Regions from separate parts of the Homo sapiens genome. Here all the other regions are linked to region 1. Evidence: read pairs that join two places in POLR2A ChIA-PET (ENCODE). Cell type or tissue: OCI-LY7. All regions are shown on one strand.

Evidence for each region. Peaks named below come from ENCODE experiments on the same cell type or tissue, not always from the same donor. Only the 100,000 strongest peaks of a DNase experiment are listed, where the experiment ranks them.
Region 2: POLR2A ChIA-PET joins it to region 1 with 5 read pairs; 4 of 35 experiments call an interaction of 5 or more read pairs at or near these places.
Region 3: POLR2A ChIA-PET joins it to region 1 with 5 read pairs; 7 of 35 experiments call an interaction of 5 or more read pairs at or near these places.

The regions. Positions count from the first base shown.
Region 1 is chr4:78,779,557-78,787,556 of GRCh38, reverse strand. The region is part of intron 1 of BMP2K (BMP2 inducible kinase); the gene reads right to left. Among named protein-coding and RNA genes, the nearest start is that of BMP2K, 7.2 kb to the right of the region's middle. In OCI-LY7, no CTCF peak of the experiment used is centred here; no DNase peak of the experiment used is centred here; H3K4me3 peaks cover 397 bases; H3K27ac peaks cover 535 bases.
Region 2 is chr4:78,717,626-78,725,625 of GRCh38, reverse strand. The region is part of intron 1 of LOC101928893 (a long non-coding RNA gene); the gene reads right to left. Among named protein-coding and RNA genes, the nearest start is that of BMP2K-DT, 54 kb to the left of the region's middle. RefSeq lists enhancers at 3,112-3,683, 4,137-4,186, 3,684-4,254, 4,437-4,566, 4,827-5,397 and 3 more and a cis regulatory region at 4,119-4,603. In OCI-LY7, no CTCF peak of the experiment used is centred here; a DNase peak (open chromatin) is centred at 4,355.
Region 3 is chr4:78,679,138-78,687,137 of GRCh38, reverse strand. LINC01094 (long intergenic non-protein coding RNA 1094) reads right to left here. Exons shown (of 3, transcript NR_038308.1): 3 at 2,637-6,377. Among named protein-coding and RNA genes, the nearest start is that of LINC01094, 37 kb to the right of the region's middle. In OCI-LY7, no CTCF peak of the experiment used is centred here; no DNase peak of the experiment used is centred here.

The DNA.
Region 1 (8,000 bases):
TGACCACCCCCAAAACTGTTTTCTTAAGATCAGTTATCCAAAGCACATACTTTAGACTACCCAGCTCCCACTCTGTCTAACGGTAGTGGCTCAAGGGAATTCAGGCTAGAACATTTTGAGAGTCACATCAAATACAAGCAATGCAGTACCCACAAAACAAAGATGTACTATACATATAACCATAACAGAAATAAAACAGGCTAGGAGTCCAAAAATAAATCTGGTAGTATTTTTTCATCCATCTATTTAATGCTAGAACTACATTATTAACAAATATCTCTATCTCCTTATTTTAAAATGGACAGAACTTCAAAAACAGAGTCAGCCTTCTCCTAAATATCAACTGAACAGCTTGATATGTCAAATATGGCTGCTATCCAATTGTTTCATAGTAATTTGTAGCAAGCCCTCTGATCACTTTTGAATACCAAAACTCAACCTCTTACAGAGGTACTCAATACTATCATGAGTACAGCACTGCAAGAGATAAAAGACGAATACAAGGCCAAGCATGGTGCCTCACACCTGTAATCCCAGCACTTTGGGAGGCCAAAGCAGGAGGACCACTTGAGGCCAGGAGTTCAAAACCAGCCTGGATAACGTAACAAGATCCCATCTCTACCAAATATTTTAAAAATAATGAGAGGGAAAAAAAGAATGAATACAAGATAAGCCTTAAAAGAATTAAATTTTAAAGTAGAGAAAATTACGCATTTTATTAGAATAGAACAAAGCTATTTAAGATAAGTGCTATATGAGTAACAGTTGCTACGCAGAGCAAAGGAAGGCATAATTACACTTATTTGGTTGTAGATAGGGTTTCAGGAAAAAATAAAGATTACAAAAAAGTAACTATTTTAAATATATCCTACAAGACCCCATTTTTAACAGAGTGGTGGAGGCCAGTATTTGCATTCTGGGCAAACATAACAACATAAGCTAAAAAACAGAAATGGAGAAGTGTGGCAAGGTGGCACATGCCTATTGTCCCAACTGTCGGGAGGCTAAGGCAAGGGGACTGCTTGAGGCCAGTAGCTCAAGGCTGCAGTGAGCTATGATCACACCACTGCACTCCAGCCTAGCCAATAGAGACCGTGTCTCAAAACACACACACACACACACACACACACACACACACACACACACACACATTGGGTGGCTTATAAGCAACAGAATTTCTTACTGTTATGGAGACTGGGAAGTCCAAGAGCAAGGTGCTGGGAAATTCAGTGCCTGGAGAGGGCTTGTTTCCTCACAGATGGCCATCTTCTCACTCTAACCTTATGTAGTGCAAGGGATGAGGGATCTCTCTGGGGCCTCTTTTATAAGGGCATTAATTCCATTCATGAGGGCTCTCATGACCCAATCATTTCCCAAGGGCCCCATCACTAAATAGCATCACCTTGGGCGTTGGGATTTCAACATATGAATTGCGGGAGGAGTCACAAACATTCAGACGATAGCAGAAAGCTTGAGAGAAGTGCAGAAAATACCAAGCACATCAGTGTAATATAAGTAGGGAGTAAGAGTAAGAGATTAAGGCTGGAGAGGTAGGTTGGAGGTCATACTGAACTGGAGGTTCAGGTCAGGGGGTCCTGAATCCTAGAGTAACGAGTTTGTACTTTACTTGGTTAGGCAAGTAAGAGAGTGACATGAGCATAAGTCCATTTTAGGAAGAATAAACTGGAAGGAATACAAGAATTGGTTTGGCAAGGAAAGAGTCTGAAAGAACAGTCCAAATGCTAATATAATTCTCTAAACGAGATGTATTAAGGACCCAAATTAGGGCTGACAGCATTGGAAACAAAAGGTACCCAATTTCCCACACATATCAAGGGTAAACTTTGTATCTGTAAACTTCATCAGAGAAAGTACTGTCATACCTCCTCCTCATATATTCTTTTTGAATAAAAAGGTTTTGTTTTGTTACTAATACTCTCTAAAATACATATATTGTGCATGAGTCTCTTAGAGAACACAATCAAGATAGTAAAATAAGCAATTAAGGTGGCATGCCCACTGAAACTAAATAGTATTCTGAAATGTCACACAATTTAATTTGAGCTTCTACCCGGATCTCAAGGACTAGCATGTAAGGCAACTTCTTAGAAAAGACCTTTTTCCAATGATTAAAAAATAATTTTAGGCCGGGCGCAGTGGCTCATGACTGTAATCCCAGCACTTTGGGAAGCCAAGGTGGGCAGATCACCTGAGGTCAGAAGTTAAGAAACCAGCCTGGCCAACACGGTGAAGCCCTGTCTCTACTAAAAATACAAAAATTAGCCAGGTGTGGTGGCAAGAACCTGTAATCCCAGCTACTTGGGAGGCTGAGGCAGGAGAATCACTTGAACCCAGGAGGCAGAGGTTGCAGTGAACCACAACTGCAGCACTGCACTCCAGCCTGGGCAACAGAGCAAGACTCCGTCTTGAAAAAATAAAATAAAATAAAATAAAAATAATTTCATACTTTAGGATTAAAAAATAAATTGCCATTCCATTGTGAAGTCTGTCAAAGAACTCAAATTGTATAACGATCAAACACAATCCTTTCATTATGGTCTCAATCCTGAAATTGTTCATTGCTATTCCTCCCTGTCCCATGCTCCTCATTTATCTAAAAGAGCAGTTAAAATCAGTTACATAGACAGAATCCAAGAATACTAAAATGGAAAAAGATGTTACAAATTCATTTTTTCCACTTCATTTTTTTCTTGAGGAAACTGAAGTCAAAACGTCACAATGCAAGTTAGAGGCAGAACAGGGATTACCAGCTGGTATTTTTCCCCGATAGATGCGTCCAAGAAGGCACTATTTCAAAGATAATTAAAAATGTTAAAATGGGCAAACTAGTAACAACAATCATTCCATATTTTAAAATAATACTTACTGCAAAATGCCTCTAATGTTACTGCAATTCTACAAGACTAGGATAAACCAAAAACAAAGTCTCTCTGTAGAAAAGGCCTTACAACCACTTTCCTGCAGAGAGAGACTTTTGAAACAGTTAGCAGACATGTGCTGACTGACCTCATTTGTAAAGCTGATACACATAGACAAAGAATCTCCAAATTAACTAAGTGCCCAGCTATTTAAAACAGCTCAGTCATTAACCACTCAACTTCCCAACTTAGTCCCCTAAAAATAGCAGGCTGTGGGTAGATGAATGGTTCACCAGATGCATGCAAGATAAAACAAAGGAATAAACAGTCCCAATCTTTTGGAGATGAAATATTATACCCGACCACTAGAAAAGTGTGGCAGCTTTGAAATGGTAGTTCAAGACTCTTAACTTTGGAATCCCAAGTCAAGGCTTTAATCATTTTGATAACTACCAAATGAGCTCTATTGGATGTATATGAAACTACTTCAAGTTCTGACAAAAAAATAGGAGGGAAATGGTGAAAGAAAACCAAGATAATATACAAGATCAGAAAGAACACTATATAAGACCCAGGATCAACATAAGGACATCCGTCTCACTTTCTAGTACATTCTCTAACATTGACAACATCAAGGACCTTTTCCAAGTTTCCCTACTGTGCACCCCATGATGAAACATACTAACAAATATTAATTCATTTTCATTATTTTTAAAATATCGAAGACATAGCCTTTTCAATCTGCCCAGCATGAGAATGTCAGTATTAACCACAATAGTTGACTACAGCCTAAAAGCAAAGATATTTGGCATGTTTGTACAATTTAGCACTTTTATTTTTATTTATTATTTATTTATTTATTTATTTATTTTGAGACAGCGTCTTGCTGTGTCACCCAGGCTGGAGTGCAATGGCTCTATCTCACCTTACTGCAACCTCTGCCTCCTGGGCTCAAGGGATTCTCCTGCCTCAGCCTCATGAGTAGCTGTTATTATAGGCACGTGCCACTATGCCCGGCTAATATTTGTGTTTTTAGTAGAGATGGGGTTTCACCCTGTTGGCCAGGCTGGTCTCGAACTCCTGGCCTCAAGTGATCTACCTGTCTCAGCCTCCCAAAGTGCTGGGATTACAGGCGTGAGCCACCATGCCCATCCTGTACAATTTAGCACCTTTACTGGAGATAAATGCATTATAAATTTCCACTGTTTTTTTGGAATACTGAAAATTTAGAATAATTGTTTTAGTGTCAGTAGCTTGTCCTTGAATAAAACTACTACCTCTAGAGGAAATACATTAACGGACAATCAAAATTACATCCTAGGAGCTATCACTACAATAATAACATAAACAACCCAAAAAAGAACCATTTGTTAATATTGTATATAGTGTCCTTTGTTGCAAATAATTTCCATTTTATAGTGAAATCATATGCTACTATATAGGTCAAAATTTTATATAGCTGATTGAAACTTGAAAATTCAATATGGCTGAGGGACACATAATTATCTAACAAACTATTCAGATATTTTTCAAACACAAATGTGATACTTATTCAGGATAAATGTGATACCAAATATATAATAAAGTCACTATAATTTCCAAATCAGATTTCACTGAAAGCGTATAACCAAATCGGAACTTAAAAGTTCACTCATAGTTATGAAGAGATTTGGCAATGCACTGTCAGGTACTGTCACACATTATCTTCTCTAATCTTCATAATAGATATTAACTCCTTGTTTCAGAAGAGGAAACAATGTTTTCTAAGAGCTTAATTAAACAACAACAAAAAAGGGTGCTGAGTAAGTACTACTGGACAACTGAATGCACAGGTGAATAGACCTTGGTTCTACCCCCAAAAAGCTCAGCATCCAAAAAAAGCTGTCAAAATTAACCACAAAATGTAAAACAATTTCACAATTGCATGTAACATACTTTTTTAAAAACTCAGCCACCTTTGTAGAATAAATAAAAATACAATGTCAATAAAGCAAGATAACTACAAGGGGGCATCTGGGTTATTTTTTTTCTTTCCTGTTTCAAGTTGTTAAGTGAAATGACACTGCCTTAACGGTTGTTTGTCTTCACCAAACTAGAAAACACAGAGTCCTCTGGCCTAAGTACAAAACCTTTGATGGTCCAGTAAAGAGCCCTCCATTGGTGCTCTTCAATTTGCAAATTAGGCCTTAAATTCTACTGAAGATCATCATCTGATTAAAAATAAAAAAATCAAGCACCATTTCCTTTGAGAAGTAGCTGAATGTTCATGGTATGGCCAACTTGTGTGATACAACATCAATTAAAACAGAGTCTGTCTAGCCTTAAGAATTTTACTATCTGGTAGTGGAGATGACAGAGGAACAGTAGTTAACAACCTTAGTGTTTCTAGGTGCTTACATAATTCCATCTCAAGACAGGTTAAATGTGACAAGAGGGAAAAAAGCAAATAGTTACAAGTGTCCACAGAAAGGAGGAAGTGATCATAACCAGTACTTAGGAAACAGGGATTACAGAGACAAAGGCAGAGTGCTAGGCAAGTACAAGATTCAGTCACGGACCAACAGGGAGTGGAGCACATTGCACCAGGCGCAAAGAGTATTCACCTAGCAAATAATTACAGGTAAGCTTTTAAAGATAAGAAGTGAGCATGAATAACTGTGAATGCCAGGCGAAAAAATGTGATCAAGTAAGATGACTTTGCAGCAACACAACTGCTCACTCCCTCCCCTTCTTGAAATACTCTCAAGTTTCCAGGTATCAGAGTGTCCTGGTATTCCTCATACCTCTCTAGCACCTTCTTCTTAGTCTTCTTCGCCCGCTCGAAATCAGTGGTACTCGGTACTCAAGACGTGGTTCCTGAACCGGCAGCATCTGTATCACTGAAAGAGTGGGCCTCACTCAGACATAATCAAAAGTTGGGGACCAGGCTCAGCACTTCTGTTTTACCAAATCCTCTGAATGTTTACAATGAACACTAATGTCTGAGACCAATGCACTATAGGAGTCCTTCAATGAGCACCTTCTCATTCTACACTCTCCCTACATCCATCCTCTCCCAGGGCTTTAAATAACAGCCAGGGCTCACTAATCAATCAGAAGTACCATCTCTAAGCCCAAACACCTTTGCTGAGTTCCAGACGACATACCCAGCTTCCCATTTGATATTTCCTCTCAGATATCTCATCCAAACACATCTCTAAACATGTCTGAACTACTGGCTGTCCTCCAAACACCTCAAAAAAAAAAAAAAAAATCTGTTCCTTCCTTATGTTCCCAAACGGTACTTTCACCTGAGAGATACATAAGCAAGTAATTCCTAACACTTCCTATGACCACCACAAGGTCTTCCCATTTAAGCATTATCATCTTCATCCCCACTGTCATCATTTTAACCTTATAATTTGTATACCTCTCTATACAGCAATCAGCATGATCTTGTAAAAATACAAATCAGAGCATGTCACTGCCCCAATTCAAACCCTTCAATAGCTTCCTGTTGCATTTCAGATAAAACCTAAACTCCTCAGCATGGTATACTAAGCCCCGGACCCTGGTCACCTTGCCAACATCATCTTGGATCTCTCTTACATGTGATTCATTCATTGTAGTCCACAGCTCTGAGCATATTTCAGTTTCTGAAACTTCCTTCCCTCACACAGAGACTTCAGTCTTCATGACATACTTCAAATCACCCCAACCTCACACCTCTGTTTTTACCTAACTTTCTTCATCCTTCAGGTTTCTGCTAAAAGATCAAAAAGGCCTTCCTTGACCCCCCAGTCTAAACTGAATTCTCTCATAAAACCCTGAGCATTGTCTTCACGACACATATAAAAAATTTTAACTATAGTAACTTGGTGATTTTTGTTGGCTTGTTTAGCTTTTACCTTCCACACTAATCTGTAAGTTTCATAGGCCAGAAGAATACCTCCACTATTGTCCTCTACTATGTTAAGTAGCACCTAGCAGTGCTTAGCACACCAAAGGCATTTAATGAAGTTGTGTAGTAGTAACAGTTGTTGATATTTTTATTCGATCCTTCCCTTTTTTCTATCCTCTCTATCTTCTCTTCGGAATGTGAACTTACAAGTTACTGGGCAGCCACAGATGCTTTCTGCAAATGAGATATAATGCTTAAATCTATCATTTCCCTACTAATTTATAGTGCAAAATCAGATGTATAGTACAACCTTCCTGAAAAATTAACAACGAGAACTGGCTAATACTTAGCTTATCTAAGCATTTAACTCTAAGAGAAATACTGAGCTATTTTTAAAGAACCCTGTAGTAAATTCCTGGCCTCCAATTACTAACAATCCAATAACCCCCAACACCCATCTCAGTAAATCTTACCCACATCACCATATTCACACTATCATTCCTACCCAGCCCCCATAACCTCGTGATTACATTATCTCAACAAGTTATCTCTGCTCTCCCAGTCTCAACACCCCATTTTAGGTCCATTTTGTACCAAGGACATTTAGGGAAAACAATGTCCCCTACTCAAAAACCAACTTATTATCAATCAGTATTAAATTCCTCAGACTAGCACCAAAGGCTTGTTATGGTGATGCATGTGGTCAACAAGCCAACCCCAGGTTTTAGTAAAAACTTGGAAGGTTACATTGAATTAATTATATGAGCCTGACAATTTGTCACTGTTTGAAGCTAAAACCAACATACCGCTCTCCCTCATTTCTACAGACCAAAGCTGGGATCTGCTTAGTACAGACTCCTAAACATGTTTTTGAGAAAAAAAACATGAACTGCCTCACTATGTTATCAGTCCTTTAAACTTTGAGGAGGAACTAAAAAGGTGCAAGTTCTATTTTCAAACACTTATGTGCTTGACTACAAAGACATTATGATACAAAGTATATAATGTTTCAGAGAGAAAACTTTAACAGTTTAGTTATAACATACAACCTACCCCTGAGAATCTGCTTTTCAAATTATAGACATAATATGTGCATATACATATCTACCTATAACAAAGGTTGCTCCTCATTAGTTGAGGATACTATATTTACAAATTCATCTACTCACTAACATTTATTTGTATCCCCAAAATCATTACTCATAGCACTTCCACTGTCATTGCAGACATGTGCACAATGG
Region 2 (8,000 bases), 62 kb after region 1:
CTTGGCAGGCAAATCACTTGAGGTCAGGAGTTCAAGACCAGCCTGGCCAACATGGTGAAACCCCATCTCTACTAAAAATATAAAAAATAGCCAGGCATCATGGCATACACCTGTGATCTCAGCTACTTGGGTGGCTGAGGCAGGAGAAGCACTTGAACCTGGGAGGTGGAGGTTGTAGATCGCGCCACTGCACTCCAGCCTGGGCAACAGAGCGAGACTCTGCCAAAAAAAAAAAAAAGAAGAAGAAAGAAAGGAAGGAAGGAAGGAAGGAAAGAAAAAGAAAGAAATCATGGATTTTATACAAATACAAAATGAACACATGAAATATTTTATTTATAAGGCAACTGTAAGATGTGAAAAACAGTTCATAGAGACTTCAAAGAACAGACACATCTACTGGCAGTCAGGAATGCTGAAATGAATTTGCTAATAGAGGCAAACTAGTCTCTTCTATATATGAAACCATTGCATATTCACTTTGACAAAATTTGTTTGCAGTTCTATGAACAGAAATTGTTGGCATTATTATCAATTTTCTACAACTTACAGAGTTATAAGACAGCTCATTCAAAGACAGGGAAAGGCACAGACCCCATACAATGAGACAAACCCTGAAAGGTATACTAGATAACACTTCATATTCCATTAAAAAGACACCTGGAAATAAAAATCTTTTTTTAAATTTTCACATTTCAAAGTTTCACAAATTTTCCTTAAAAGTTGTTATATGATAACACACACACACACACACACACACACACACACACACACACATGAATTGGCCTGATTATTTACATAGGTATGGCAAAAGTATTAATTAACCATATTGATTTTTTTTTTTTTTTGATGGAGTTTCGCTCTTGTTGCCCAGGCTGGAGTGCAATGGCATGATCTTGGCTCACGGCAACCTCTGTCTCCCAGGTTCAAGCAATTCTCCTGCCTCAGCCTCCCGAGTAGCTGGGATTACAGGCACATGATACCACGCTCGGCTAATTTTTTGTATTTTTAGTAGAGACAGGGCTTCACCCTGTTAGCCAGGATGGTCTCGATCTCCTGACCTCGTGATCCGCCAACCTCAGACTCCCAAAGTGCTGGGATTACAGGAGTGAGCCACGGCACTGGCCATCAATTGGTGGGGCACTTATAGAGTACTTAACTAGTACTCTATAAATGCTAATTAAAGAGAGCAATGTTTTAGCTCTGAAATAGAATTATATAAACTTAAACAACACATTTTTTCATTTTTAGTACCTAGAATATTATTCTGTTCAGTTGGATGTATTATTGAAGTGAGGAACAACCTGCAGTCAAACATTGAAATGGGCATACGCCCTTGTCCTCCTTTGTCCCACATTGCTCTGGGGCATGATTGACCTGCTGCAGGTGTTGTTCCAGAAAGGGTCAGTTTGCTGCCATTGTACGTTTCCCTAGGCTATCTCATTTGTAATCCCTTCTTCTTCCCCCTTGTCTTAATCAGTTTGGGCTGCCATAACAAATACCATAAACTGGGTGGCTTATAAACAACAGAAATTTATTTCTCACAGTTCTGGAGGCTGAAAGTCTGAGATCAAGGTGCCAGCATGGTCAGAATTATGTGAGGGCCCTTTTCCAAATTGCAGACGGCAGACTTCTCATTGTATCCTCACGTGATAGAAAGAAGCAAGGCTGGGCACGGTGGCTCACACCTGTAATCCCAGCAATTTGGGAGCCGGAGGCGGGAGGATCACCTGAGGTCAGGAGTCTAAGACCAGCCAGGCCAACATGGTGAAACCCCCATCTCTACAAAAAATACAAAAATTAGCCGGGCATGATGGTGGGTGCCTGAAATCCCAGCTACTTGGGAGGCTGACCTGGGAGAATCAAGAATCGCTTGAACCCAGGAAGCAGAGGTTGCAGTGAGCCGAGATCACGTCATCGCACTCCAGCCTGGGCGACAGAACAAGATGTCAAAAAAAAAAAGAAAAAGAAAAAAAAGAGATCTCCCTGGGGTCTCTTCTTATTCATGAAAGCTCCAGTCTCATGGCCTAATTACCTTCCAAAAGACCTGCTTCCAAATACCATTATATTGGGGGATTAGATTTCAACATATTATGAATTTTGGGGAGACACAAACATAATCCATGATGCTCTCTTTTTTCTTTGATTAGAAAATTGGCAATAGTTGTTTCTAAACTTACAGGACTCCTCTCAAGATAACTGCTGAGAATAGAGGGAAATTCCTGGTAGATATAGATATTGATATACAAATAAGCTCCCCAAAAATGTCTGATAAGGGCAGAGTGAGGGGTGGTTTACATTCCAAGGTCCTCACTGCTGTCAGTCAAGGGGATGCAAAGTAGTGAGCTGGATGGGAGGCCTGTGAAATCCTAGCAGTGGATAATCAGATAAGGGGGAAAAAAATAGGGAAAAAATGGGCTTGGCTTTCTTTGAGACATTAAGGTCTTGTTCTGCATTCACTTACTCATTCTCACTTACTGGTTTATTTATTCAGCAATATTTATGCATTTATATAACAGGCCCTGTGGTACTCACTGGGCACAGGCAGACTCTTGTTTAATGGCCTGCATCATTCCCATCTCTGGTTACTTGCACCTTCTCTCTTGTCTCACTGTTACAGCATTGATTTTTATAACATGTCTATTTCCTTTCATAAAATTAAAACTTGAAGGCAGTGGAGTTCCCCATTGTTTGATTTTTCACAGTCCCTAACCTAATTCTTGGGTTTTAATGGACTCTCAAAAAGTGTTTGCGGCTTTGATTTTTTTTTAATCTCAAAACTTGGTGATTGTTGGTGAGAAATTTAACCAATTATTTCATGTTAACACCTTGTGGACTGTAAACATGTGCTAAATCAAGCAGCTCAAAATGTCTGGGCTACTGGAACTCACTAAGCAAGGCCTTAAATAGGATAGAAGCTGCTGGGGAGGTCCTGGGCCTCCAGTCACTCCAGAAGGACCAGCATTTGACCTCTGAGGGAGGCCTGGAGAGGGAAGGGAAGAAGAAGCCTCAGGACTTACTCAAAATGCACATGCTCAGAGGTTCAGGTCTCTACATTTTTGCTTTCCCCCTTTTCACTTTCACAATTACAAGGGACTGTAGTCCTGTCCACCCTTTGGGGCAGGGGATAAATGCGGCTCCCAGGGACATTTTTTTGCCAAGCTTCCTCTCTCATTCCCATTCACTCCTTCCTTCCTGTTTGCAGAGAAGCTCATAGTTGTATTTAATTCTTCAGTGAGGTTTCCGCTGGCAGCGAACAACTGCTGTTAGTTCGTTTTGAAAGGAGCTTTACTTCATTAAAACACGGTGAAAGGAGGATTGCAATTAATAGAATAATAACTAAAAATGGGCATGTTAAGTGCCCACTCTCCAGAAGGAGAGTGAGAATGAAGAAAAAGTAGAGTCTGGAAATCCTAGAAGTTCCCAATCTGGAGAAATCTCAGGTTTTTAAATATATGCCCTGGGGCCTTGCTATTCAAAGGGTGGTTCATGAAAGAGGAGCATCTCCATCCCCCGGGAGCTAGATAGAAGTTCTAGATAGAAGTTCAGGACGTCTACAGTTAGAAGCCCACTGCAGACCTAAAGAATCAAAATCTGCATTTTAACGAGAGCTCCAAGTGATTCTTCTTCACATTAAAGTTTGAGAAGTGCTGATACTATCTCGATAGATTTGAATTATAAAAGACTTCAAACAAGGGCTTTGCACTTTGCCCTCAGGGAACCTATTCAACTGCCCCCTGTCTCTCATTTTGGCTGTGTACTCAATCATTCCTGTGGAACAGAAAGGATCACTTTGGGCTGAGCTCAGCAGTTACACCAGATTCATGTTCAGATGTCTGGAAGCCTCTCAGCCAGGAAGGAAAAATTATATTGTAACTTTTCACTCTAGCAAGAATCAGGTATTGTTTGTTCCATTTTATAGATAAGGAAATTGAGGTTCAGAGAAGTTAAGTAATTTATTCAAGATCACCCTGTCAGCAAGTGGCATGGTTGAGTCAAGCCCAGGTCTACCTAACTCCAAAGGTCATGCTTTTTCATATGCATGATGCTTTTGTGGTCACTATTGTTAGCTATATTCTTTTTAAGCAACACTTTACTGGTCTCTCCCTTCAGAGTACATATACTTTTTTCAGGATATATTTATATAAGAGCCTAAAGTCATGCTCTTTCATAAGGTTTGAATTTAGTTACTTACAACTGCCAACCACCCCATCCCCCTTTGAACAATTTTCAAAGCAAGGTTCTTTCACTGCTGAGGGGAAGGAAACAGAAAGGCGGAGTGACCGAGCACGGGTTCCACTTCGGAAATGACCCCGAAGGGAGTCTGGGCTGTGCCAGAAAGAGGAGCAAGATAAAAGAGCCCAGGACTCAAAACCGGAAATGGAAGAGAACTGTGTACACAGATGATTCTGTCACCTTTGGCAGTTCTGCCTCTGTCACCTCATCATGATCAACTCCGCACCAGATACAGAGGGGGCAGACTCAAAATGTCAGCAGCGACAATGCCAATGCCACAATATGAGATACCCTCACCAGAAAGGATTCGGCGTGGTGCTATGAACATGGCTGCATGCTGCAATCTTATGACACAGTCCAGCAACTTGTGGGGGAAAAAAAGAAAAAAGAAAGGGGGTTTGTAAGCATGGGGAAAGCAGGAGCTAAAAGTTATAAACGGCAACCCCAAACCTGAGTAGAAGATTTCTATAAGGCCTTCCATTATTTTAGAATATAATTCTAATATTAATGAACTTTTTGAAGTAGACCAACCCTCTTCTGCATTTTAAAAGGAAAAAAAAATGTACTGTACATTGAACTCTGCAATATTTCCCCCTCAGTTTTACTTTTTCGAAAAGGTAAAGCCACAGAAAAATTGAAATAGTAGTGAAATCGCCTTTGCAAAAATTATAACCGTAAGAAAATTATGACAGTGAAAGAGATCTCATCTAACCAATCCCCATCTTGCCCTTAATCTTCAAACTGCCCTTAAGGATTCCTGGGCTTGGGCCAAGCTAACTTTGGAATACATTTAGTTTATAGTTTAAATGATAATAGCCCTTTCCAAAACTAAACTGCCTTTGTAAAGCTAATGAATGACCACTAGATTAGAATGAAAGGAGCCTGAATTCTGCTGTAGTGTAGATGGAAAGGACTACCAGCCATTATTCCAGAGATCACAAGATTTGTGACTTCCCCAATTACTCCTGCAGATCACATCACTCTTGGAGAACCTGAGATTAGCCTTTTCAGGTTTTTGTCTCTGAAGGCTGATGGCTCCACCGATCCTGCCAACTGGTCCTGTGGCCACACCCGGAAGCGGACTCAGCAGGCTCAAGGACACTTTCCACACTCCTAGGACTGCATCCCCAACCAATCAGCAGCACCCATTTCCTGGCTCTCCAAACTGTCCTTGAAAATCCCTAACCTCCAAATTTTCAGGGAAACTGCTCTGAGTGATAAAACTCCAGTCTCCTGTTCGGCAGGCTCTGCATGAATTAAACTCTTTCTCTATTGCAATTCCCCTGTCTTCATAAATCGGCTCTATCTGGGCAGTGGGCAACATGAACCCACTGGCTGGTTACAATAGTACAATGAAAACCTGTATACCCATCATCCAGATTTAACAATCGTTAAGATTTTGCCTTTTTCTCTCTTTCTCTCATTCTGTTGTTTTTTTCCTCTATTTCAATTTGACTGGTATCTGGGTTGTTTTTTTTTTTTTCACGGATAATTTATCATCTGTTGTTTTTAATTGAACCATTTTCACAGCATTTCATCCCTTAATACCTTAATACAAGCAGTAAGAACAAAGTCATTCTCCGCATAACTATAATATCATCATCACTTCTAAGTAATATAACATTGATTTAATATCATATAATATATTGTCAAGGGCCAAGGGAAAACTTCTGTCAGGCCTCTGAGCCCAAGCCAAGCCATCACATCCCCTGTGACTTGCACATATACGCCCAGATGGCCTGAAGTAACTGAAGAATCACAAAAGAAGTGAATATGCCCTGCCCCACCTTAACTGATGACATTCCACCATGAAAGAAGTGCAAATGGCCGGTCCTTGCCTTAAGTGATGACATTACCTTGTGAAGTCCTTTTCCTGGCTCATCCTGGCTCAGAAAGCACCCTCACTGAGCACCTTGTGACCCCCACTCCTGCCCGCCAGAGAACAAACCCCCTTTGACTGTAATTTTCCTTTACCTACCCAAATCCTATAAAACGGCCCCACCCTTATCTCCCTTCACTGACTCTCTTTTCAGACTCAGCCCACCTGCACCCAGGTGAAATAAACAGCCATGTTGCTCACACAAAGCCTGTTTGGTGGTCTCTTCACACAGATGTGCATGAAATTTGGTGCCGTGACTCAGATCGGGGGACCTCCCTTGGGAGATCAATCCCCTGTCCTCCTGTTCTTTGCTCCATGAGAAAGATCCACCTACAACCTCAGGTCCTCAGACTGACCAGCCCAAGGAACATCTCATCAATTTTAAATCAGGTAAGCAGCCTCTTCTTACTCTCTTCTCCAACCTCTCTCACTGTCCCTCAACCACTTTCTCCTTTCCACTCTTCAATCTCTCCCCTCTCTTAATTTCAATTCCTTTCATTTTCTGGGAGAGACAAAGGAGACACATTTTATCTGTGGACCCAAAACTCCGGCGCCGGTCACGGACTGGGAAGGCAGCCTTCCCTTGGTGTTTAATCATTGCAGGGACGCCTCTGTCATTATTCACCCATGTTTCAAAGGTGCCAGACCACGCAGGGACGCCTGCCTTGGTCCTTCACCCTTAGCAGCAAGTCCTGCTTTCCTGGGGAAGGGGCAAGTACCCCAACCCCTTCTCTCCTTGTGTCTACCCCTTCTCTGCTTTTCTGGGGGAGGGGCAAGTACCCCTCAACCCCTTCTCCTTCATTCTTAGCGGCAAGTCCCGCTTTTCTAGAAGAGGGGCAAGTACCCCAACCTCATATCTCTGCACCCCAATCCCTTATTTCCGTGCCCCAACCTCTTATATCTCTGTGCCCCAATCCCTTATTTCTGTGCCCCGACCTCTTATCTCTGCACCCCAATCCCTTATTTCCATGCCCCGATCCCTTATTTCCATGCCCTGATCCCTTATTTCTGTGCCCCAACCCCTTATTTCTGCACCCCATCCCTTATTTCCATGCCCTGACCTCCTATCTCTGTGCCCCAACCCCTTTTCCCACTTTTCTGGAAGGTAAGAACCCCCGAACCCCTTCCCTCCATTTCTCTACTCTCTCTTTTCTCTAGGCTTGCTTCCTTCATTATCATCAACCTTCCACCCTCCATTCCTCCTTCTACTCCCTTGGCCTGTGTTCTCAAAAACTTAAAACCTCTTCAACTCACACCTGACCTAAAACCTAAATGCCTTATTTTCTTCTGCAATGCCGCTTGACCCCAATACAAACTCGACAGTAGTTCCAAATAGCCAGAAAATGGCACTTTGAATTTTTCCATCCTGCAAGATCTAAATAATTCTTGCCGTAAAATAGGCAAACGGTCTGAGGTGCCTGACGTCCAGGCATTCTTTTACACATCAGTCCCTTCCTAGTCTCTGTGCCCAGTGCAACTCTTCCCAAATCTTCCTTCTGTCCCTCCCGCCTGTCCCCTCAGTACCAACCCCAAGCGTCGCTGAGTCTTTCTAATCTTCCCTTTCTACAGACCCATCTGACCTCTCCCTTCCTCCCCAGGCTGCTCCTCGCCAGGCCGAGCTAGGTCCCAATTCTTCCTCAGCCTCTGCTCCTCCACCCTATAATCTTTTTATCATCTCCCCTCCTCACACCTGGTCTGGCTTACAGTTTCGTTCCATGACTAGCCCTCCCCCTCCTGCCCAGCAATTTACTCTTAAAAAGGTGGCTGGAGATAAAGGCATAGTCAAGGTTAATGCTCCTTTTTCTTCATCCCAAATCAGAAGCGTTTAGGCTCTTTTTCATCAAATATAAAAATCCAGCCCAGTTCATGACTTGTTTGGCAGCAACCC
Region 3 (8,000 bases), 100 kb after region 1:
CTATGTGAATCTACTTTTTCAGCTGTAAATCGTATGAAATCTAAATTCACATCAAGTATTTTTTTTGAGATGGAATCTCGCTCGGTTGCCCAAGCTTGAGTGCAGGGGTAAGATCTCTGCTCGCTGCAACCACTGCCTCCCTGGTGCAAGTGATTCTCCTGCCTCAGCCTCCCAAGTAGCTGGGATTATAGGCATGTGCCACCATGCCTGGCTAATTTTTGTATTTTTAATAGAGATGAGGTTTCATGTTGGCCAGGCTGGTCTCCAACTCCTGACCTCAAGTAATCTGCCTCCCTCCCAAAGTGCTGAGATTACAGCCATAAGCCACCACACCTGGCAATGTTTTTGATAAATATTTCACAACCAAATTGAGACATGCTACAAGTGTAAAGGACACAAAAATACATTGTATAAAAAATTTTACATTTTAAAATATTGATTATATGTTGAAATAATATTTTGGGTATGTTGGGTAAAATAAAATATATTATTTAATTTAATTTCTCTTATTTATTTTCCTTTTTATTGAGAGCACTAGTAAATTTTAAATTACACAGGTAGCTTTCATTGCATTGATTTTAGGTAGTGCTCTTCTAGAGATCCCCAAATATAATATTTCACTACAATTCCTGATAGAATCTTCTGCCTCAGGAAGCTAGGTTAATAATGTCTATTTATATAAATACAGAATATGTTCCTGAATATATAACTGATGGTCAGGAAAGGGAGGCACATTTGGTAGAGAAGAGTGAGCATGAACTGTGGAGTCAAATCTGTCTGGGTTTGTAGCCAAGCTCTGCCCCTTAAACAGTTACCTTTAATGAAGTACTTGACCTCTCTGAGTGTCGGATTTTCTCCCATGTAAATTGGGGATATGAATGCCGTAGAGCACGGGTAGGGCTCTGCCCTGATTCTGTGGGCCTCCTTCATCATTTCTGTGCAGAAAGCCCCTCTGTCATTTGCTTGCCCAGCCCATATCTGTGGCTGTCTTTGGGGAACTGCCCTTGGGCTACTGGAGCTGCTTGGGGTCATAGCCAGTGAGTGACTGGTGCAGGAGTTTGAAAGCCTAATTCTCTAACCTCAAATAAGGACAAACTTCAATGTGTAATTTACACATTACCCTAGAATACCCCAGCCCAGGCAGAGACTTTACCTGGAAAAGAGACTTTTATCCCCATCTTACACTTCTCTCTCCTGCGTCTAAGGGTCAGCTTCTGAAGAATCCAACTTGAGGCAGCTACCTACTGCCTATGTTTTTTAGGGACTAAAGGAGAAATGCCTGGCAAAGAGACCATTCTTTTTTTTTTTCCTTTCTTTTTTCTTTTTTTTTTTCTAGAGTGGTTATTGCTCCATCACCTAGGCTTGAGTGCAGTGGTGTGATCTTGGCTCACTGCAGCCTCAACCTCCTGGGCCCAAGCAATCCTCCCACCTCAGCCTCTTGAGTAGCTGGGACCACAGACGTGCACCACGAGACCCAGCTAATTTTTAATTTTTTTTTGTAGAGGTGGGGGTCTTCCTATGTTGCCCAAGCTGGTCTCAGACTCCTGAGTTCAAGTGATTCTCCCACCTAAGCCTCCCAATGTTCTGAGATTACAAGCGTGAACCTCTGTGCCCAGCCACAGAGGCCATTCTTAATCCTCTTCAGTTGCTTATACCATCCAATACACTCCAGTGATTTTACTACCACACTGGGAAGATATGACTTGTCAGATATTTTTTACAGTCCTGGAATGGGTTTGTGTTGAGACAGCCATAGTCTCTTTCTCAGTTCCTTACCCCTGGCTATTTCTTCATTAGCTCAGATGTAACAAACATGTGAGAACTTACAGGTTAATGAGACCTTAGAGAACATTGAATCTACTTAGGAACAACCAATGTTGCATACGTTTCTGTGATTTCTCTGTGAGTACAATGTTAAACAGATGCTGTGGGTAATTAAATCACTCTCAAGGTATAAATGAGACTACTTAAAAGGAACGTTAACTATTTCAGAACCAAAATAGGAGATTCCTTCAGTTAAAAAATAACTTACTCAAATGAAATATAATATACATACAATATGCTTTCTCACTATACAAAGACATATACATGTTGCAACTATAGTATTTTATATGTGAAAGACAAGCTGCTTGTATTTTTGGTTCATTTTTTGACAAGTTTTTATAAATAGTAATACTTATCATTTATGACACTTATTACATGCCAGACATGATTCTAAGACATTCACAGACACTATCTCATTTAGTTGACTCAAAAACTCAGTTCAGATATGATCGCTTCAGAGGGTCCCTTCCTGGCCTCTCTGAATTCATCACCTTCAGTTGCTCTGCCATGGCCTTAACTCTACCTGTAATTTTGGTTTATTTGGCTTATATGTTTAATGAGACCCTCCCCACCAACTCTTTCCCCACCCCAATTAAACCGTGTGCTTCAGATAGCAAGTACTATTCTGCCTTGCGTACTTCAGTATCCACAGTTGCTAGACTAGTGGCACATGCTAAGCATTCCATAAATATTTATTGAATGACAGAATGAATGAAAAACTTAATGTAGATGAGAGCTCTGAAGCCCAGAGAGGCTAAAAAGTTAAGATCCCAGAGCTGGTATGGTAAATGACAAAACTCATATGTAAATTCTTGTCTTTTATCCAATAGGAGATATTGTCCTTTATTTTATGTGGGCTATAGAAGGTTGACACATCTCGCCTGTAAGGAAATCACTCTCTAGTAAGGGAAGGAAGTCATTCCCTTCCAGTCAACAAGTACTTATTAACCCTTGCTAGGTATTTTATTAAGCACTAGGAACACAGACGTAAACAATACAAACACAGCCGAGGCTGGCGTGGAGCTTTTTGTCTAGACTCTTGAGTAAAGAAGACAGACATTATAGGTAACAACAAGGGAGATAAGTATTTTGAAAAGGAATGTACAAAGATAGAAAAGAATAGCAAGGTAATCCAACCAAGTGAAAGGGGTCAGGGAAGCCTTCTCTGTGGAAGGGAATGTAGCTTGTCCAAAAAACCGAGAGAAATAAAATGTGAAGGTCATGTAGAGGTGAGAACAAGAATGGCAGGTGGTAAATAGAGAAGAGCCTTGAAGATGATATCTGCAAATAATAATCACACATGATGAAGAGTGATGTGTCCTAACAGAGGTGGATTACAGTGCTATTGGAGTTAGGAGAATGGTAAGATTCTCATTATAGGGGAAGCTTTATGAAGTTATTATAATGACATTTATAATAACTTTGAGGGCTGAAAAAATATAGATACATTGAAACGGGAAGGAACATCCAAACAGTTTCTTGTATCTCTCTTAATTTCACTTTTTGAGTAGGTAATACATTCCCATGTTTTTATAGGTGTATAATGCCTTAAACTGTACAATATCTCATTTCCACTACTGTTTCTCACCCATCCAATCCCCAAGCCCCACACTACCACAGGTAATCTCTTTTGTTAGCTTTTTTGTATCCTTTCAGAATTACTTTATGTAAATATAAACAGTTATAAATATAAATGCTTATCCCTAAACCTTTTACCACACTATATAGCATACTGTATACACCATTCTGTACTTAACAACATGTCTTGGAAGTCTTCCCATATCAGCACAGGAATTACTTCCTCATTTTTTTCACAGCTGCTCAGTGCTCATATGGATGTATCATAATTAATTTAATCTTTTATTGATGAGCTCTTGGAGGGTTTTCAACTTTTGTCTATCAAATAGTTTTATAGATATGGCAGCTTATAACTGTACAAATATATTTATAATTTTAAAAGCTATTGCCAAATTGTCCTCAATGGAGGTTATATGAAAATACCTCCAAATGGTTAGATTTAACTGCCTAACTAACGATGAAGCTAGAGAAGCAAATAAAGTAAATTTTTTAAAAAGACACCACTCATGTACTTGATCATTTCCAATAAAACACTAGGTACAACTAAAAGTTAGAAATGGAAAATTGTATTGTATGTTGGCTCAGGTATGGATCCAAATTTTGTGAGGCTTGAAGTTTATGCAATTGGAGGAGGCTTCTTTAAGAAAAATAATAAGAAATTACAAAATGTAAAATTAGCAAACAGAACTTTGGAAGGGGCTCATGTGAGAGAGGGGCCCAAAGTGTAATCTTCATTTGTTTTGTGGCAAATCTGCTGTGTATAAGACCTACATACACACATGTGAAGGAGAACAAATTACTCATCCTTTTCACCTGGGAGAAACCATGTTCAAAACATGTGGACCACTGCCCTCAACGACGTGTCACTGAGAATAATTCCACAGGCCTTAGTGCTTTCCGCTCCATGATGTACGTAATATTCCCTGTAGTTGCCTTCTATCTCTCTAAGTGAATTCATTCAATTTATGCAACACCTTTCATCTTCAAAATCCCAAAGACCTTACAGGTACTTTTTTTTTTTTTTTTTTTTTTTTTTGAGACAGGCTCTCACTCTGTCACCCAGGCTGGAGTGCCATGGCACAACCACAGCTCACTGCAGCCTCAACCTCCCAAGCTCAAAGGATCCTCCCACCTTAGTTTCCCAAGTAGTGAGGACTACAGGCATGTGCCACCATGCCCAGCTAATCTTTTAATTTATTTAATTTTTTTTTGTAGAGACAAGGTCTTGCTATGTTTCCAGAGCTGGTTTTGAACACCAGGGCTCAAGTGATCCTCCCACCTTGGCCTCCCAAAGTGCTGGTATTACAGCTGTGAGCCACCAATACTAACCATACTAACCATATGACCTTATAACCAATGTTAACAATATGACCATGCTATAGAGAAAACTGTAACATTATAAAGATAATTCCCTGGGAAGAGTTCAAAGGGCCCCCATCAATCTCACCTATCCTGATAATATGCGTCAAAGTTGCAGCTGGCAAGTGGTTACCATTGGGAAATGACTTCTTATATAAAGTTTGAAAAAGATAAGCTGATGAATTGCATGTAATGGTCCAAAGTTAATTATCTATCTCTGTAATAGGCAGCAGCTTGTTTGTCTGTTCCCACGTTTTACGTGTTCCTTAGGCTGGCACCTTTATGGTCCCTCTGGAAAGAGAAGACAGTCAACTGATGAGGAGACAAGACATTTCTTGGAAAAGCAGAACAAGAAAAAACAGGAGCGGAGTAAGGAATAGAAAAGAAGAAGAGGATGCAGAACCAGGGTTAAGAGATAACAGAATTAACTGGTGTAATGCTAATTAAAAACAAAGGGAGAGCTAACAGAGTGATGGGAGGAAGACTTGGAAGGACTGCTGTTGTCTCACCACCAGCAGCCCACAAACCTGTCCTTCAAAGCAGGGCACTTTGTTTCACAGCAAAGATAAATGTACAGGAAAAAAGAAAAAAAAGTGAAAATCAAGTCTAAAAGAATATACAGCATGGAATAAAAATTAAGAAACATGGAGTGCCTGCCAAACAAGATTTAGGTTTTAGTGGAACTGACTTCATTTAATAGAGAAAGACTCACTTCTGATACTTAAAACGTAGGCATTATCCAATTAAATGAGACTTGGAAGGAGTCCATATCCAGTCACCTGCTTTGCAAATTGTAGATGTCCTATGATGAACTTTAAGTCACCTTGACCTTTAGCCAAATATGCCTCATAAGCTGAGTTTCATGTTCATTGCTGGTGTCCAAATGTCCACAGTTGAATTCTCAGGTTTGTGGTGAACAGATTTGGTAACTTCTTTTTAGGAAGCATCTGCTGCTGCTCTTGTTTCTTTATTTTACTTATTTTAAAGATGATTCGTTAGGTAAGGAGAAGAAAGTCACTGAGGCCTTTGTATAAGGTAATTAATTTACCACCACAAACTGATATGCTAGAAATATCACCTTTCATCCTTTCTGATTTTGTTGTTTTAAAAATGCATTTTTTTCAATTTGTTTTTTTAAAAATTTATTCTAATCCCATGGTGTCTCACTGGGTGATGGAAATTGAATCTGTTTCATTATTGAGGTTTGCTCTCCCTCTGATCACATAGGACTCAAGGATACTTCTGCAGTGCCCAGAAAATTGGGTGTAGAAGTCACTATTGTTTTGGCTAACCCAGCAGACATTCTCAAATACCTTCTACTTTGCCACTTTCCTTGCAGCTAGGAGTGGACAAGTGGTCAAGTGATGGTGCTGGCCAATGAGAGGTAAGCAAGTTTCGGAGCTGTCTGGAAAGGCTTTGCTTTTCCTGACAAAATGAATGTAACATCCCAGTGCTCCCTCTTCCTTTCTTCCTCCTGACATTAACATGCACATGATGCCGAGAATTGCAGCAGTCATCTTACAACCATGAAGAACAGGTAGGGAGAATTGCAGACTTGGTGGCCCCAACATCACTGAGCCACTGTTCAATTCCCAGAGCCACTTTCCTCCAGAATTCTGTTGTGAGAGAAAAAGAAACATCCTGTTTGTTTAAGCCACCGTATGTTGGTTTAAAATTTTTTTTATTGTTTGCAGTTAAAAACATTTCTAACTGATTTAAAGAGTAAACAACTCTAACCTCCAGTCCATGGAGGTTATTGCAGATATACTTATTGTTGAATGGTTCCTAGAAATCCAGTAACAAATTGATCTTGGGCCTCTCATTGGAAATGGAAAGTGACCAGGGTTGGGATCCTGGTGCTTGGAGCTCAAAAGTCATGCAGTGATTCTCTCAGAGACCTTGCCTAGGGACCAGAAGTGGGTCCCTGCTTCTCCAAAAATCTATAGACTGCCCAGACTGGAGAAGTTAACCCTTTTCCCATCTTGCCACTTTTAAAGGCACTCTCCTTCATTCAGATCATGTATTACCATCTCTTCTATGAGTTGAGGTTTTTACAAATCAAATGGAGTGCCTTTCTTCAGGAAGCTCCTACTTTCTGCTCAGTTACAAATCACCTCTGAGACAAGGAGACAAAAACTGACTTATCTCACCAGAATTGAGGAGGTTAAAACTATAGAGAGAACCAACACAAATTCATATTTTAATGAATTACCTTGCCACACCTACCACTCCAGAAAAGTAACATCTGTGACAGAAAACACTGTGGGACTAATGATAATTGATTAACTAGGACAACTTTTGATCCCTATACCTGTACCTATTTGCATGGATAAAATCATTTGGCATGATTCTACATCTACACAGAAGGCTTTCCAATGCATGGAGCATGGGTGATATACAGATGCTGCTGCTGCTTCTTTTTCTTAAGTAAAAGGGTCTTGTTTTATCACCCAGGCTGGAGTGCAGTGGCACAATCATAGCTCACGGTAGCCTCACACTCCTGGGCTCAAGTGATTCTCTCCCATTAGGTTCCTGAGTAGCTAAGACTATAGGCACATGCTACCACACCCAGCTTTAAAAAAAAAAAAAAAAGTGTTTTTTGGAGACAAAGTCTTACTATGTTGCTCAGGCTGGTCTCCAATTCCTGGCCTCAAGTGACTCTCCCACCTCAGATCCTTTCGTCTTGGCCCCTGAAAGCGCTGAGATTACAGACATGAACTACTGCATCTGGTCTGAATGCTTCTTCATACAAAAGCAAGACAGCTGGAGCCCCAGAAGCATGCATTCGGATTGTGATGTGGGGATGGGAAGGAGAGTAAGGATGTCTAACCATCTTGGACTTGGGCACTTCTTTTTTTTTTCTTCAATTTTTGATACAGTCTCACTCTGTCTCCTAGGTTGGAGTGCAATGGTGTGATCTCAGCTCACTGCAACCTCCACCTCCTAGGTTCAAGCAATTCTCCTGCCTCAGCCTCCCAAGTACCTGGGACTACAGGTGTGAGCCAACACACCTGGCTAATTTTTGTATTTTTAGTAGAGGTTGGGTTTTGCCATATTGGCCAGGGTGGTCTCGAACTCCTTACCTCAAATGATCCGCCCACTTCAGCCTCCCAAATTGCTGGGATTACAGGTTTGAGCCACCATGCCTGGCCTTGGACTTGGCCATGTCTAAGACTTCCACTGTTTATATTGTTTATATTTTAATTAATTAATTAATTTATATTTTATTATTTTTTTTA